Linked DNA regions of Homo sapiens: region 2 is linked to region 1. Evidence: read pairs that join two places in POLR2A ChIA-PET (ENCODE). Cell type or tissue: A673. All regions are shown on one strand.

Region 1 (8,000 bases):
TAAATCCCTGTAAGGGATTACTATACTCTATATGATACATGTAAAGATCCAAACATAGTCCACTTATCAAAAGCACAATATCCTGAAGTAAATGATAGAGAGGGCAAAATGTGCAGCTGGATACTTCTCAATTTCTAATGACAAATTCAGCATATATTCAATAAATTGTCTTTTCCAGAACATTTCTGAAATTTTTAAATGAATGCAGTGGGCAGAAAATTGAAATGTAATTGAGTGACATCTTCTAATCATATATGCAGGGTGGAAATGGGAAATATAAATGGGAAATATAAACAGGAAAGTCAGCTCCATGATTTCTTTTTTATCACTCATGTTAAATGGCTCTCTGTATTGTTTTAGCCACCAAACAAAGCCATCAAGGTTTTCTATGAAGGTAAGCTGGTTTTATCTTGGAAGGATGAGTTATAAATGATAGTATTGTATATGCAATTGTGAGTTTCCTATCTTTCTGCTGGCATATTATTTCATTTCAATTAAAAAAAATCTCCTCTAGAGAAGCTGTAATAAAATCAACACTGAATAAAAGGAATGTGATTAGAGAATGCAGGGTTTTAAACCATTTAATTTCGAGAGTTTGGAGACCCTCACTTCGTGTGTGTGTGTTTTGCAGTCTCCCATCATGACCTGGACTAAAGGGGGCTGCTAACAGTATTTGGCATTCCCGAGTGAGCACCTTTGGTGACACCTTCAAATGCTCAGTATATCTGTATGAAAAACACTCTTGCTTTATTTGCATGATTTTTTCCGTTGTAAGTTGTCTTAATAGAGTTTTCTGTGATAGGAATATGGAAATAGACATGTTATGATTCAAAAGCTGTCATCTTTTGTGGTCTAAGTTTTTGTTGACTGCATTTTCTTTCAGGAAATTACACTTAAGCCATCTTTCATAATTCCCTTGGAGTCTGTGCTGCTTGACCACATTATAACAAGATGCTTTTGATCCTTTGATAATTAAATGCTCTACTGAATGGTGAGAGAGACGGATCTGCCTTGTATTAAATTCTCCTCTAAGGAGAAAGGAGGTTAATGACACCTCCAGATAGTAATAGGTAGTATTACTATAAGATAATGAGCAAATTGCCACAGGCTGGGCCTGGTATCTTTATACCATGAATATAAAATAGCATTTTATCTTTTTACCATGAATGAGTAAAGCACATCATGGTTCAAATTTTGCTTTCAGAAGGAATGCAGGCATCTGTAATTCTGTGAGCCAACTGTATTAAGTGGTTAATTTGTAGCTATTAGCTCCATTTGCCATATAGATTTCACTGTAAAAATAGTATTCTATGAAAGCCTAAATTCAAGCCTATAGACATCTACCTGATTGCTGGGACCAGAACTGGCACACCTTCTCAAAAGCTGCAGCCTCTTAGAGGTCCTTGGGAGGAGGACAGTGTGATGGTCAGTTTCATGTATAAACTTGGCAGGTTGTAGTCTCCAGTTATTTAGTCAAACACTAATCTAGGTGCTGCTGTGAATTTGTAAATGTGGTTAACATCTAAACTCAGTTGACTTTAAGTAAAGAAGATTACCCTCAATAATAGCGGTGGGGCCGCATCCAGTCAGTTGAAAGCTTTAAGAGCAAAAACTGGTTTCCCAGAGAAGAAATTCTGCCTCAAGACTGTAACTTCAAGTCCTGCCTGAGTTTTCGGCCTGCCCTACAAATTTGGACTTGTCAGCTCCCACAATCATGTGAGCCAATTCTTTAAAAAAAAAAATGTGTGTGTGTGTGTGTGTGTGTGTATATATACACACATATATATTTAAAATAAAACATTTATATATCTATATATTTAAAATAAAACACACACGTTTTAAGTATATCTGTGTGTGTGTGTGTGTGTGTGTCTGTGTGTGTGTCCTATTGGTTGTATTTCTCTGGAGAACCCTGACTGATACATATGGTAAAAGAAAGATAAAGGCAGGTGACTTGCAAATCCCAGAAGAGCTTATTGGGCCCTTGATGCAAGCAGCTACCATGGACATGGACTTAGCTAAACCCAGCAGCCAGGAGTAAATTTTGATGAGAATTTTTACAGGAAAGTACCCTCCTCACTGCAGCATGTTTAACAAGCCCCTTCCAATTCAAACCATCTCTTTGCACATTTTGTCCATCCCATTATAAACAGCGAGCAATATGTTAAAAATGGAAGCAACATGCTCTCAAATACAATCTTTGTTATCAGTTTGAAGATGCTAGTGTCTAGTGTTCTAATCCATGACAGACATGAACCAGTGGCCATACAATATGGAAAAAGATCATTAAATGTTAAGTGCTTCCAAATTCTTGACATCAGAGGTGCTTCTTAAAATCACAGTGTTCTCTTCAATAGCTAACTTTTTTATCTCTTATCTCTGCACAGCTGAATGTCTTGAGAAACTTGCCTACAACTCATGGCCTTCATTTCCATGGTTGCTGCCCACTTTGTTACCCAGTGCGATATGGTCTTAGTCCTACAGACACTGTTTTTGTTAACCTAACCAATAACCTTCCTGTTGTTAAATCTGAAGTGTACTTAGTCTTTCTTTTACTTAATGTAGTAGTTTGATCAATTCACAAATATTGGCCCCACGCTTATGCTACAAATCTCTTCCTTTGTCTTCTGCAACCAGTTCTCTCTGTTTGCATCCTGTTCATCTGCTGGCATTCCTTCAGGCTCCTTACGCCGACATAGTCTGTCCTGTATTGAACAGTGTCCTCCAAGAGGAATGTTGAAGTCCTCAGCCCTGGTAGCTGTGATGTGATCTCACATGGGAATTGGGTCTTAGTAGATGTAATCGAATTAAGATGAGGTTATTAGGGTGGATCCTAATCTGACCGGTGGTCTTACAAGAAAAGGAAAGCACCATGTAAAGATTCACACAGAGACAAGATAGCCATGTGACAACGGAGAGAGAAGTTGGAGTGATGCATCTTCAAATCCAGGAACGCTAAGGATTGATGGCAAATACCAGAAGCTAGAAGAGGAAGAGGCAAGGAAGGATTCTCCTCTACAGATTTTAGAGAGAACATGGCCCTGACAACTGCTCGATTTCAGACTTCTAGCCTCCAGAACTACGAGATAATAAATTTTTGTTTTATTAAGCCACCTAGTTTGTGGTACTTTGTCACAGCAGCCCTAGGAAATTAAGAACAGGTCCCACAGGACGGCCTGAAAATCAAAGTGCTTTTAGTATGTTCTCTATTGGAAGTTGCTTCCTCCAGCTAATAACATCTAGACTCATGTGTGAGCGTTTCTTGTAGTGGAAACAGGAAAGGTATGCTTATGATGAGCTGACACATGCACAGACTATGACTGACTCATGTCAAACTTGGAAGTGCAGCCATTCAGGCCTGTGGTAGTGGGGGTTTACACTACCTATCTGTCGGGACTGTTCTATTCATGGATTTGCCCCGAATGGCACACATCAGTCTGCCTCTTGTTTGCTTATGGTATCTGGGGATTTGACAATGACAAAAGGCCAATATAGTCTCAGGAAAGATTCTCACTGCTATATTCTACTGTTGAGGCTTTCTAGCTCAGTCGCTTTCTGCAGCTGAATTTCAGTCGGTAATACATTCAGTAAGAAACATGTCCTTGGGCAACTCTATTCTCAATGGAATTGTCTGATGAAGTGGGCTCTGTTAACTACTCAGGAGGCTTCATATGCTTTGATTACTGCTCATGAGATTTCTATTTCTTCAAGGAGCTTAATGAGGTTTTTTCTGGGGGGCAAAAATCATAAATTTCCATTTTTTAGTAGCTCTGCTGGTAGGAGTACAAATCATACATCCCTTTCATGGCCCATGAAACAATGTTTCTCATTTTTTTCTCTTGTGAGGTAGCAATGCAGATGTCATCTGGTCCATCTAAGAAATATTGAGAAAAGCATAATTAAATATAAATATTAATTACCTTTTTAAAGCCATATACTTTAAAACATGTAATTTCTTAAGTTTGCAAAGTATGTGATGTTGAATGTGCCTGAAGTAGGAATCAATTTCAATGGCCAAATGAAGGATTTTATAGCTTTAAAATATCTGCATTCATTTACTTTTAAAATTATAGAGGAAGGACAAAGTCTTTTTAGTAAATTCTTACTTATTAAAATGATTTTTTCTCTACATAAATCTTCCTTGATTTATGTATTATTTTTGCTTCTTTCATTTAAAACTACTTTCATAACTTAAATGATTTGAACTGAATTCACGGTTGACAGCCAAGTGTTTTGATAACTTTCCCCCTTAGTTTGATGGCAAATACATCATTGTGTGCTCGGCTGCTTGTCAGAGCACCAACAGTGGCATCCATTTCTCTGTGGAGGCCAGGAATATAAAAAAATATGCAATCGGAAGCATTCTAAATGTAATGGCAAATTTAGCTGATAGAACGTGCAGAATACTAATGAGCAGTCTGCTGGGCCTGCTGTGCACTCGCGCATCACAGACTGAGAATAATGACCTTGCTCAAGACTTAAGCAGAGAGTCATTGCAGTTAGCAACAAACAGATGTCTCTGATTACACTCCAGCCACCTAACCTCTCCTGGGACCTTGACATTAGCTGTACACATGAAAACTACTACCTCAGTTCAGGTCACGTATTTGCTCACTGCTGGGGGTGGGTCACAGACTAGGGGAAAGGTGGGGGAACAACCTTTAAATTCCACAACAGTCAAGCCTTAAAATGTCTTACCATGTTTACAGACAGATTCTTGAAGTTAATTTGAAAAGTTAAGTAAAACATCTATTCACTACTTTCCCTTGCTGTTTACAACCTTTAAAAATTAAAAAAAAAAATAAAGCATCTCTTAAGAAACATCTGCCTTCTATAAAAATCAAAAAGGACTTCTTTAAACAAAAAGAAGGGAAAGTATGAATAGAATTGGTAAATAACTTCCTCAAGATCTTTTTCCCCCTGTGGGTATGACGCAGAAACAGAAAAGCTTTATTATTGATGGTAATCAAACTTTGCTAAGCACTTTCCTGATTCTCATTCAACAAAGCTCAGAAGTTGCTATCATTTATGTACTATTTTAGAGATGAGGAAAGTGATGTGGTAAAGCTCAGTTTGTTTAAATAGCTAGTGAGGAGCAGAACTAGGATTTGCACAGAAGACAACACAACTTCAGCACCTGAGTCTTAACTGCTTTATTTCATTGCTTTTCTAGTTTTTCAAATGGCTTTCACTATTAAAATAAAGTTACAATTTCCTGTTGGAAATCCAATTAAATGTACAAAAAATTCTCATGATTCAGCATGACAGATCCACTATCTTATGGCCGGTGAGACTATAAACAAAGGATCAAAAGTTGATTTAAATTAAAAAAAAATTTTAAGTCAGACAGTTATTTTGGAAGGTTGTACTTTAAACAGATTTTCTTGGATATATCATCCCGCTGCTGGATAGGATGTAGAAGAACGTGAAAGACTCTACTGCCACCGAGATAAGAAGAAATCACTGGAAAAACAAACAAACAAACCACTTTCTAGAACCATAAACCTTCTACATGAAACATAGGACAATATTTTTATGGCCCTTCAAAGGCAAAGATTTTGACAGGACAAAAAGCACCAACCATAAAAGAAAAAAAAATGATAAAACAACTTAATCAAAAAGTAAAGGTTCTGAATTTCAAAAGAAATCATTAATAAAATGAAAAGATAAGCCACAGATTGGGAGAAAATGTTCATAATATATGTATTTGACAAAGGACTTCTATCTAGGATATGTAGGAAACTCCTACAGCTCAATAATAAAAAGACAAACAACCCCAGCCCAATGTCAAAAGACTTAGACACTTAACAAAAGAAGATATATGTTAGACAATAAGCACAGAAAAAGGTGCTTAGCATCACTGTTAGTGTATATAAAGATATGAAAAAATTAAAACCACAATAAGATACCATTTTACCTACTCTAATGGGTAAAATGAAAAAGACTGAAATACCATATATTCAAGAGTGCAAAGGAACTGGCACTGTCATACATTGCTGGCAGAAATGTAAACTGATAAACCATTTTGTAAAACTGGTCTTTCCTTACAAAGTTAAATTTACACCTACTTTATGACATATCAGTTTCACTCCTAGTTTTTTTATCCAAGGAAAATTACATATGTCCAAAAAATGCTTGTGCAAGAATGTTTGTAGCAGCTTTATTCATAATTCAAACCAGAAACAACCCATTAACTCAGAATGGATAAACAAACTGTGGTATAGGCATACCATTGAATACTTTAGAAAACTGTACATCAATAAAAAGGAATCAGCTATTACTACGTGGAAGGACATTAATAAATCTTTCAAAACGTTATGTTGATTCTGTTGGTAGAAATCCAATCCGTGGCTGTGTGGAGTGGGTGAGGACTGGCTTCAAGGGAGCAAGAAGAAATTTTCTGGGGTTATGGAAATGATCTATATCTTGAATATTGTGGTGATTACAGAGGTGCTACTTATACACTTTTAAAAATATATTAGACTATACAATTCTGGAAGTCCTAGACAGAGCAATCAGGCAAGAGAAAGAAATAAAAGGCATCCAAATAGGAAACAAAGAAGTCAAGCTACCTCTCTTCACTGACAACATGATTCTACACCTAGAAAACCCTAACGACTCCACCAAAAGGCTCCTGGAACTGATAAAGAACTTCAGTAAAGTTTCAGGATACAAAATTCAATATACAGAAATCAATAGCAAACAAACTCCAATAGCATTTAAGCTGAGAGCAAAATCAAGAATGCAAAACCATTTACAATAGCCTCCCTGCCGCCCTCCCCTGCCACACACACACACACACACACACACACACACACACACACACACCTCCTAGGAATACATCTAACCAAGGGGGTGAAAATATCTCTACACGGAGAACTACAAAACACTGTTGAAAGAAATCACAGACGATACAAACAAATGGAAAAACATCCCATGCTTATGGATTGGAAGAATCAATATCATTAAAATGCCCAAAAGCAATCTACAGATTCAACACTATTCCTATCAAACTACCAACATCATTTTTCACAGAATTAGAAAACACCATTCTAAAATGAATATGGAACCAAAAAAGAACCTGAATGGCCAAAGCAATCCTAAGCCAAAAAAACATAACAAAGCCAGAGGCATCACATTACCTGACTTCAAGATATTCTATAAGCCTACTAAAATAGCATGGTACTGGCACGAACACAGACGAATGGAACAGAACAGAGACCCAGAAAATAAAGCCACACACCTACAGCCATATGATCTTCAACAAAGTCAACAAAAATAAGCAATGGGGAAAGGACCATCAATAAATGGTGCTGGGGTAGCTGTCTATCCGTATGCAGAAGAATGAAACTGAATCTCTATCTCTCACCATATACAAACATTAAAACTCAAGATGAATTAAAGACTTAAATGTAAGACCTCAAACCATAGGAATTCTAGAAGGAAACTTAGGAAACACCATTCTGGACATTAGTCTTGGGAAAGAATTTATGACTAAGTTCTCAAAAGCAATTGCAACAAAAACAAAAGCAAAAGAAACTATCAACAGAGTAAACAGACAACCTACAGAATAGGAGAAAATATTTGCAAACTATGGATTCAACAAAGGTCTAGTATCCAAAAACTATAAGAAGCTTAAATAATTGAACAAGCAAAAAACAAATAATCCCATTAAAAAGTGGGGAAAAAAACATGAACAGAGACTTCTCAAAAGAAGACATACAAGCAGCCAATAAACATGTGAAAAAATTTTCCTCATCACGAATCATCAGAGACATGCAAATCAAAACCACAATGAGATACCATCTCACACCACTCAGAATGGCTATTATTAAAAAGTCAAAAAACAACAGATGCTGGCAAGGCTACAGAGAAAAAGGAATGCTTATTGCTGTTGATGGGAATGTAAAGTAGTTCAGCCACTGTAGAAAGCAGTTTGGAGATTTCTCAACGAACTTAAAACAGAACTACCATTCAACCTGGTAATCCCATTACTGGGT
Region 2 (8,000 bases), 290 kb before region 1:
ATGTTCTTTTGGAAGATAAATTGGACAGGATGACGACTTTTGGTAAAGACCAAAACCTTGGGCAATTACCTGGTGATATACAGGAACAAAGACTGTATGTATCTGTATTCTTCCCTGCTTGAGTTATTAACAAATAAAGTCCTTGCGTGGGTCACATGCTAAACTGCTCTCAGTTTTCTGTGTTTCTTCAACAGGAGCTGGTGTGCCAAGGATCCTCTTTCATTTCTATTGCCTTCCATAGCCAAGATGCTTATTGGGGGTCTTCAAAGGAGTGGGGATATTCCAAAGGGAAGGAGGGTGGAACGGGTTGGGTGACGTCGTTTGGATGTCAGAAGACACAACTGGTATAGATACAAGAGTAGTATGTGCTGTAATTCTAAATTGGGCTCAGCTCTATTAAAAACAGAAACTGAGGCTGGGTGCAGTGGCTCACGCCTGTAATCTGAGCACTTTGGGAGGCTGAGGCGGGCAGATCACGAGGTCAGGAGATCGAGACCATTCCAGCCAACATGGTGAAACCCCATCTCTACTAAAATACAAAAAATTAGCCAGGCATGGTGGCATGTGCCCGTAATCCCAGCTACTGGGGAGCCCAAGGCAGGAGAATCGCTTGAACCCAGGAGGTGGAGGTTGCAGTGAGCCGAGGTTGAGCCACTGCACTCCAGCCTGGGTGACAGAGTGAGACTACTTCTCAAAAAAAAAAAAAAAAAAAATTCCAAAAACAGACACTGAATTCCTTCATGTAGAAATGAGCTAAAAAGGAAAGGAAAAGGTGTGCATGGAAGCTCGGGGCTCTTTTTCTGTGTTGGTTTTTCTAAGCCAGTGAAATCCCCCAGGTGCACGGTGCAGCGTGATGCATACAGGGACACCCCCCCGTGGTGCAGCAGAACCAAGTTTTCCTCCCTCTGTTCTGACCGAAGCAGCTGCTGGCAGTTGGCAAGGTATGATCCAGCCTTCCTGGGAAGAGCCCAGTATCATTCAGAATATATTTGGGTCTGCTGGGTACATGTTCAGCAGGACAGAAGGGCTTGGAGTTTGAACACTTTTTAACGTAAATATTTCTGTGCTCAGGCAGGTGGGCTTGCACAGTTAGAAAAGCCCTCACCCTAGTGGACATGGTATTTGTTTCATATTTTAATGCTAGTGATTTCTACCCCTTCCTCCAATTCAACAAACATTTATTAAACCTCTTGGAGGTGCTTAGGACTCTGTGAGGTGCTTGGAATCATAACAAAGAGGTAAACTTGAATTAACGACAAACCAAAGTGAACCAATTGTTCAAGAATCTTCTTAGGAATTAATTCCATTACTGGGAGCAATAAGAAAGTCACTTCCCATCCTCACACACACGCAACACACACACGTGTTCAGGTAGAAAAGCCCTCTAGGTAAAAATAGGCAGGGCTTTTTGCACAGTGCCCGCAGGCCTTGCCTGGGCGACCCATGATGAAATGCTGATTAAGCTGCTTTGTGCTCCACAATGGACTGATGGGTCGTTCTCTGTTTCTCCTCAACTTCAAACAGGCTGAGCGGTCTGAGTTTGTTTTAACTCCACTGAGCCCAAATGCCTTTTGTCTTTATCAGACTTTATTCTTATCTTTTCAGAAATGGAACTGTTTCTCTTTTTCCTGCTTCCTCACATTTTCCTATGAGGCACAAACTCACAAGAGACATGTCTGAAAGTGGAGCAGACAGGAAAAGCACCCATTTTGGTTTGTTTCTAAACGTCTATTTCTAGAATTTTCCAAGGTCAGTCCTTCTGGTGTGTCACAGACAGGGGATTCGATCTCAATCTACTTTGAAGGTGATTACATTAAATAAGCTTTTGTTGAGTATCTGCTTTGTATTGGGCTTCATTCTGAGAGAGTTAGAGATGATACAGAATTTATCCCTGCCCTTGAGGAGTTTAATTGAACAAGAGAGGCCACATTAATTAAGCTAAGAATTCACTTCTGAGTTTTCAAAGTCACATTCTTGGCTTCAGTGTTTCTATGCATAATGGCCGTAATTTTAATTTATGTAACATAGTGTTAAATTAACTTTAGCCTAAAGCCGCCTCCTTGCATTTTTAAATAAATAGAAATGGGGTCTCACTATGTTGCCTAGGCTGCAGTGCAGTGGCTACTCACAGGCACAATCTCGCTTCTGAACAGCACCAGAGTTTTAACCTCCTTACATATTTTAAGTTCAGCCTAAAAGTTTCTCCATATATAGTGAATCTTAACCTAACTGGATGTCCAAGCAGACTTGTAAACCACAGCAGATCAGTTTTAGTCAATCACAGGCAGCCAACTGTTTAAATCCTGTTCAAAAAGGCAAAAGCAAAGCTGTAACCAATCCCCCTGTTTCTGTACCTCACTTCTCTTTTCTGTATGGCACTTTCCTTTTTCTGCCCATAAATGTTATCTGACCATGTGGTAGCCCCAGGAGTTCCTCTAAACCTATTCTTGTTAGGGCAGTGTTGATCAAGTGGGGAGGGGTGCTGCCTGATTCAAGATTGTTCTTTGCTCAATAAAACTCTGTTAGACTGGGCTCAGTCGCTCATGCCTGTAATCCTAGCACTGTGGGAGGCCCAAGTGGGTGGATCACCTGAGGTCAGGAGTTTGAGACCAGCCTGGCCAACATGGTGAAACCCAGTCTCCACTAAAAATACAAAAACTAGCCGGGCGTGGTGGCGCATGCTTGTAGTCCCAGCTATCCAGAGGCTGAGCAAGACTCCACCCCCGTTCCCCCCCAAAAAACTCTGTTAAATTTAATTTGTCCAAAGTTTTTCTTTTAACAATAGTAAATTTAGTTGTTCATGAAAAATGGCTCTGACACACCCAAATAAAGGAAACCGAATCTAGACATTAGGGATGCTTTAACTAATTGGCAAGCTAGCTAATTTGGCTTAATGAGTTCTTTGCCTAGTACTTTGTTTCACACTTTTTTTTTTTTTTTTTTTTGAGACAGAGTTTCCCCCTGTCGCCTAGGCTGGAGTGCAGTGGTGCAATCTCAGTGGCTCACTAAAACATCCACCTCCCGGGTTCAAGTGATTCTTCTGCCTCAGCCTCTCAAGTAGCTGGGATTACAGGCGTGGGCCATCACACACAGCTAATTTTTGTATTTTTAGTAGAGATGAGGTTTCACCATGTTCGCCAGGCTGGTCTCGAACTCCCGGCCTCAAGCAATCTGCCCACCTCGGCCTCCCAAAGTGCTGGGATTACAGGCGTGAGTCACCGCGCCCGGCCCAGACTCTATGACTTTAGACATAAAGCATTCACCCAGTCCTGCCACTCACCTTGGAGAGTAAAGCTGCATTAGCAGTGGATCCAGCTCTCAAGAGGAGCTCACTGTCTACAGAACAATGAAAAGCAGAGGGGGCAGTAACTGGAGTCTTGTCCTGAGTGGCTGACAGAATCACTTCACTGCCTGATATTTAGAGTATCTTTGTCTTCCCACACCATGATATATTGCAAAGATTTTGGGAAATCTTCTTGTGCTCTTTGGATGAAAGGTGTGTTATATTAGGTCCATAAAAAGGTTTTGGATAAATTATAGAAAAAAATTGATAATGATGATAATAATGCCATCTAGCATTCATTGAGTGCTTATTATATGTCTGGCACTAAACTAATGATGAAAATACATCTCTAATCTGTAACTATCTTATATCTGGTAGTCCCAAAATTGTCAAAATATTCATTTCTAAATGGGGCCTGTTTATAATCTGCAATTGTTAATTTGGGTGATGGGTTCATGGTGATTAATTATACCATTTTCCCTACTTTGGTGCTTTGAAATTTTCCCTAATAAGAGGCTAGGCAAAAAAGGAAGAGGCTAAGCTTCATAAACCATATTCCAGGATGTACTGTGTACGAAACCCTTCACAATAGCTGTCTGTGAATTAAGAGCAAGCCCATTTTACAAATAAGGCAGCTGAGGTTCAGGTTAAATTACTTGTTGAAAGAGTTGAACCCTGGCCAAAATTTATATTCTTCCCCATATACCCTGCTCCTGTTCTACTGGGCCATATGGTTTCAAAGAACAGACCTCTGTGTTTTATCTTGGCAGCACTGCAGTACCCAGATTTCTGTCCTTGAGTGGGTGGATCTACTTATAGCTCAAAATAAAGGTTTTTTTTTTTTTTTTAATGTAATGTATATGCCTTATGAAAACTGTCAAGGCAATTATGGTGGCTAATGATAATTTTTATCTCATAAGAATGTCCTTGTCCTTGATTGTATATTCTATGTGTGAGTGTGTTTGTGCACATGTGTGTATAACATTTGGAACTTTGGGGTCCACCTCCCTCTTAGGTTGGTGGTGATTTAGGCATTATTTTACTGATGAGAAAAACAAGGCTCAGAGAGGTCAAAGTTGGCAAAACCAGTGTATGGTGAACATAATGGAGTGGCAGAATGTGGTGCATCAGGAGTTAATCCAAACTGGCGGGATTCCGAAATCTCTGTCTTTCCACCACCTCAGTAAGTGCCACATTAGAATCGGATTCTTTCTTCTAAGAAAACAGCTTCTATTAAAGCCAAGAGTGGGTAAACCAAATTCCTCTATAGGACCAAACTGAACAGAAGCGAATTGTCCCATCTGTTGTCAAAACCACCCTCCCGGACTTCAAAGCATCTCGGCTCAGGAGGGAGAAGTCCCTGGGCGGGGGCGGCCAGAGGGAGATGGAAGTAGAGCCCCTAGGCTTCCTATCGGTCCCTTCAGGTCTCTGAGCCGCACGCAGCCACTGACTGTCATCCCAGCCGACTTCTCTTTGAATCTGAGGCTCTTCACGACCCCCATCCTTTCCCTTAGCCCAAACATACACTCTGGGCCCGACTTCTGTTTGAAGTGGATGTGCTACTCTTCACACTGCACCCTGCGGAGGTGCCACGGGATTAGAGGAGGCGGCGCCCCGTGGGGCAAGGCGACCCGAGCCGGGCCAGCAGTGTGCATTTTCAGCCTCTCCCGGGGTGATAATGGCATTCTGGGCTTTTCCACAGGGATCCCTAAGCCCCTGAGGGGTCTTAATTAAAGAGGCTGTGCGGGTCTTGGAGGCCAACACGGGCCAGGAAATCAGTATGGGAACTTGTTTAGAGTTCTTGCCTGGCCTCAGAGAGGCTGGGTTCACAGGAGCAAAGGAGATGGAAAAGTTGGACCAAATGTCTATATCCTAAATCAAAAGCCTCCACTTTCATGTTAATAATCTAGGGCTCTCCCACAAAATGTCACTTCATTGATCATTTCTGTATGCTATGTAGAAACGATCAGAAAACCATACTGGAAATTGCTCATAGTACCATGGGTTGGAGTGATGCTTTCTCTTTCACCTTTCTGGGATTATTCTGAGGAAAAGGTAGTACTAGATCAGTGCGGTACTTAAGTTATCTTAAAACTTATTTACATGTACTAGTTACTCCCTTTCAGTGGAAGATATTTAGATGAAATATTGAACTGTTTTGCTATACAGCAAGTATCTTCCTAAAGAAATTTCAAATGTGGCTTTAAGGAGAATAAATATTTTTTAAAAAAAGATAACACAAAGTAAAATATAAGATCTCCTTCCCCAGAAAAAACTTAAGGATTATAAAGGTCAGTAATATATTTTTGTGATTTGAGTATGACTTTTTGGATATAATCATAGAATATATCTGTTTAAAAATATTATTTTGCAAATTGTGATAGTTTCACAATTTGTAAATGCACACATACACACTTATGTATGTGGTTATATAATTAGTGCCAGTTTACCTTCTAGACCATAAGCTCTGTGAACGTAGGGACTATATCTGACTTGTTTACCCACTGTATTCCCAGTGCCTGGTATTAGGTACTCAATAAATATCTGTGAGTGAATATTCAAAGAGGTGCAGTGTAATTATGATGGTACATATTTGTTTTTATCCCAGGAAAATGCCTTTTTAAAAAAAATTAATATTTCAGTTATTAAGTATTCAGGTTATAAATTTAGATGTTGTTTTAAGAAAGTACTAATGTCTGTATATAAAAATGTGATTGAAAAGATTCTATGAATTATGAAATCATATATGCAACTGTTTGCCAGTTTGTGAAATTAAATCTTTTTTTTTTTTTTTTTGAGACAGTCTCACTTTGTCGCCGCTGGAGTGCAATGGCGCGATCTCGGCTCACTGCAACCTCCACCTCCCGGGTTCAAGCGATTCTCCTGCCTCAGCCTCCTCAGTAGTTGGGATTACAGGCGCGTACCACCACGCCCGGGAAATTTTTGTATTTTTAAGTAGAGACGGGGTTTTGCCATGTTGGCCAGCCTGGTCTCGAACTTCCGGACTCAAGTGATCTGCCCATCTCAGCATCCCAAAGTGCTGGGATTACAGGCATGAGCCACCACGCCTGGCCTGAAATTAAAATTTTTAAATAATTGGAGAAATGGTCCCAATAAAGCAGAGTAAGAGCAAAATCCACCTAATACAATTGGTTAAAGAAGCCACTTGTGTAATCCTAGCATTTTGAGAAGCCAAGGCGGGTGCACTGCCTGAGCTCAGGAGTTCAAGACCAGCCTGGCCAACACGGCAAAACCCATCTCTACAAAAAATATAAAAATTAGCCTGTAGTCCTAGCAACTTGAGAGGCTGAGGAAGGAGGATCACTTGAACCCAGGAAGTCATGGCTGCAGTGATCTGAGATCGTGCCACTGCACTCCAGCCTGCGTGATAGAGTAAAACCGTGTCTCAAAAAAAAAAAAAGCCACTTGTCTCTGAAACACTTTTAAATTTTGCTTTGAAATCAAATCCTTTCATTGTATTAGTACCACAGTATGTGGCTCTAGGTATTTGCACACATGGAACTCTGCACCTTCCATCTGTAAAGATGACCGGTAGAAATGGCAGAGCTAAGGGACAAAAGTCTGAGGCTGGTGGAGACTTAATCACCTTAATCAGTGATTACGACGGTGGGGAATGCAACTCACTTCCAGACATTCTAGAATCTTTGGAATCCACAGTGCTCTGCAGGAGGAAGCAGGAGCCTCTTGAAAAACTTACCACCAAACTTCATGGAATCACCCTGGCCTTCTTCAACAAAAACCTCTTTAACAGCACTAAAACACAGCTAAAAGGTAACCTTTTCATGTAGGATGGTTTATTTGGTAGTGTTTGGTTGTGCACCAGAGAGGATGGAAGGAGTTGTTTCATAGCCTTTCAAACAAGACCAGCATTGTCAAACATTTGCTGTTTCTTCTGCTATTCCCCTATTCCCTTCTGCCCTCAAAAGATGTTTAAAATTTTCAGGGCCATGATGTTGCCCCATTTTGCTACCACGCTTCTTTTTTCTTGATCTTTTGTTTCAATGTCTGCTTTCTTTCCCCTGTGTGCTCACTGAAGCCTGATTGTGGGGTCAAGCTATAATTAGTTTATATATGAAGTTTAATTCACTGTGGCTTTTTTGGCATTAGACTCAAATGGGCTTTGATGTCTGGCTGGGGCTTTGATCCCAGACCCTCGAATGGTGGTCATCTCTCCAGCTCAAAGGATTGCCCTTTACTCTTTTCCTCCTATTCGGAGACAGCTTTTCCCAATTACATCATTTGTGTTTGTTTGGCCATAAAAGCTGCAAGGCATCATTTTGTTGCTTTGCTTGATGGCAAAATGTGCAACTGATGCCCCTTACTTTGCTTGGCTGCAATAGAATGTTCACCGCTGGACAAGGCATTTGTAGAATGATGCTCAGACTTTGGTGGGGGTGCTGTTAGGAGCTGTTCTGCCTAAGGACAAAGCATCAGACTGTGTGATATGAGGGACATGTTCTGGCTCTGCCCAGGAAAGATCTTCAAGCATAAGTTAACACCACTGTAATATATTCAGCCAAGACTCTTTTTCATGCTGGCAACTTTATCTTACTCTCCAGATCATCCAGGCAGCAGGTCCACCCCATCGTTAGTGGTACACTTTCTGAGTGTCAATTAACAGTTTTTCTGAGCAGACAGGCGTGTCCAGGGAAAGCAAAAGAACCAACTAGGGCTGAACAACATTAGAAAGGAGATA

Evidence for each region. ChIA-PET counts read pairs that join two places held together with the same protein. Peaks named below come from ENCODE experiments on the same cell type or tissue, not always from the same donor. Only the 100,000 strongest peaks of a DNase experiment are listed, where the experiment ranks them.
Region 2: POLR2A ChIA-PET joins it to region 1 with 6 read pairs; 2 of 35 experiments call an interaction of 5 or more read pairs at or near these places.

What each region holds. Positions count from the first base shown.
Region 1 is chr14:58,914,944-58,922,943 of GRCh38, forward strand. The region is part of intron 3 of LINC01500 (long intergenic non-protein coding RNA 1500); the gene reads left to right. It overlaps LOC124903325 (a long non-coding RNA gene), which reads left to right. Exons shown (of 2, transcript XR_007064195.1): 1 at 1-1,716; 2 at 2,388-3,113. Among named protein-coding and RNA genes, the nearest start is that of LINC01500, 91 kb to the left of the region's middle. In A673, no CTCF peak of the experiment used is centred here; a DNase peak (open chromatin) is centred at 4,428.
Region 2 is chr14:58,627,111-58,635,110 of GRCh38, forward strand. It overlaps a transcript of DACT1 not described here. Among named protein-coding and RNA genes, the nearest start is that of DACT1, 6.9 kb to the right of the region's middle. RefSeq lists an enhancer at 1,060-1,946. In A673, no CTCF peak of the experiment used is centred here; no DNase peak of the experiment used is centred here; H3K27me3 peaks cover 2,570 bases.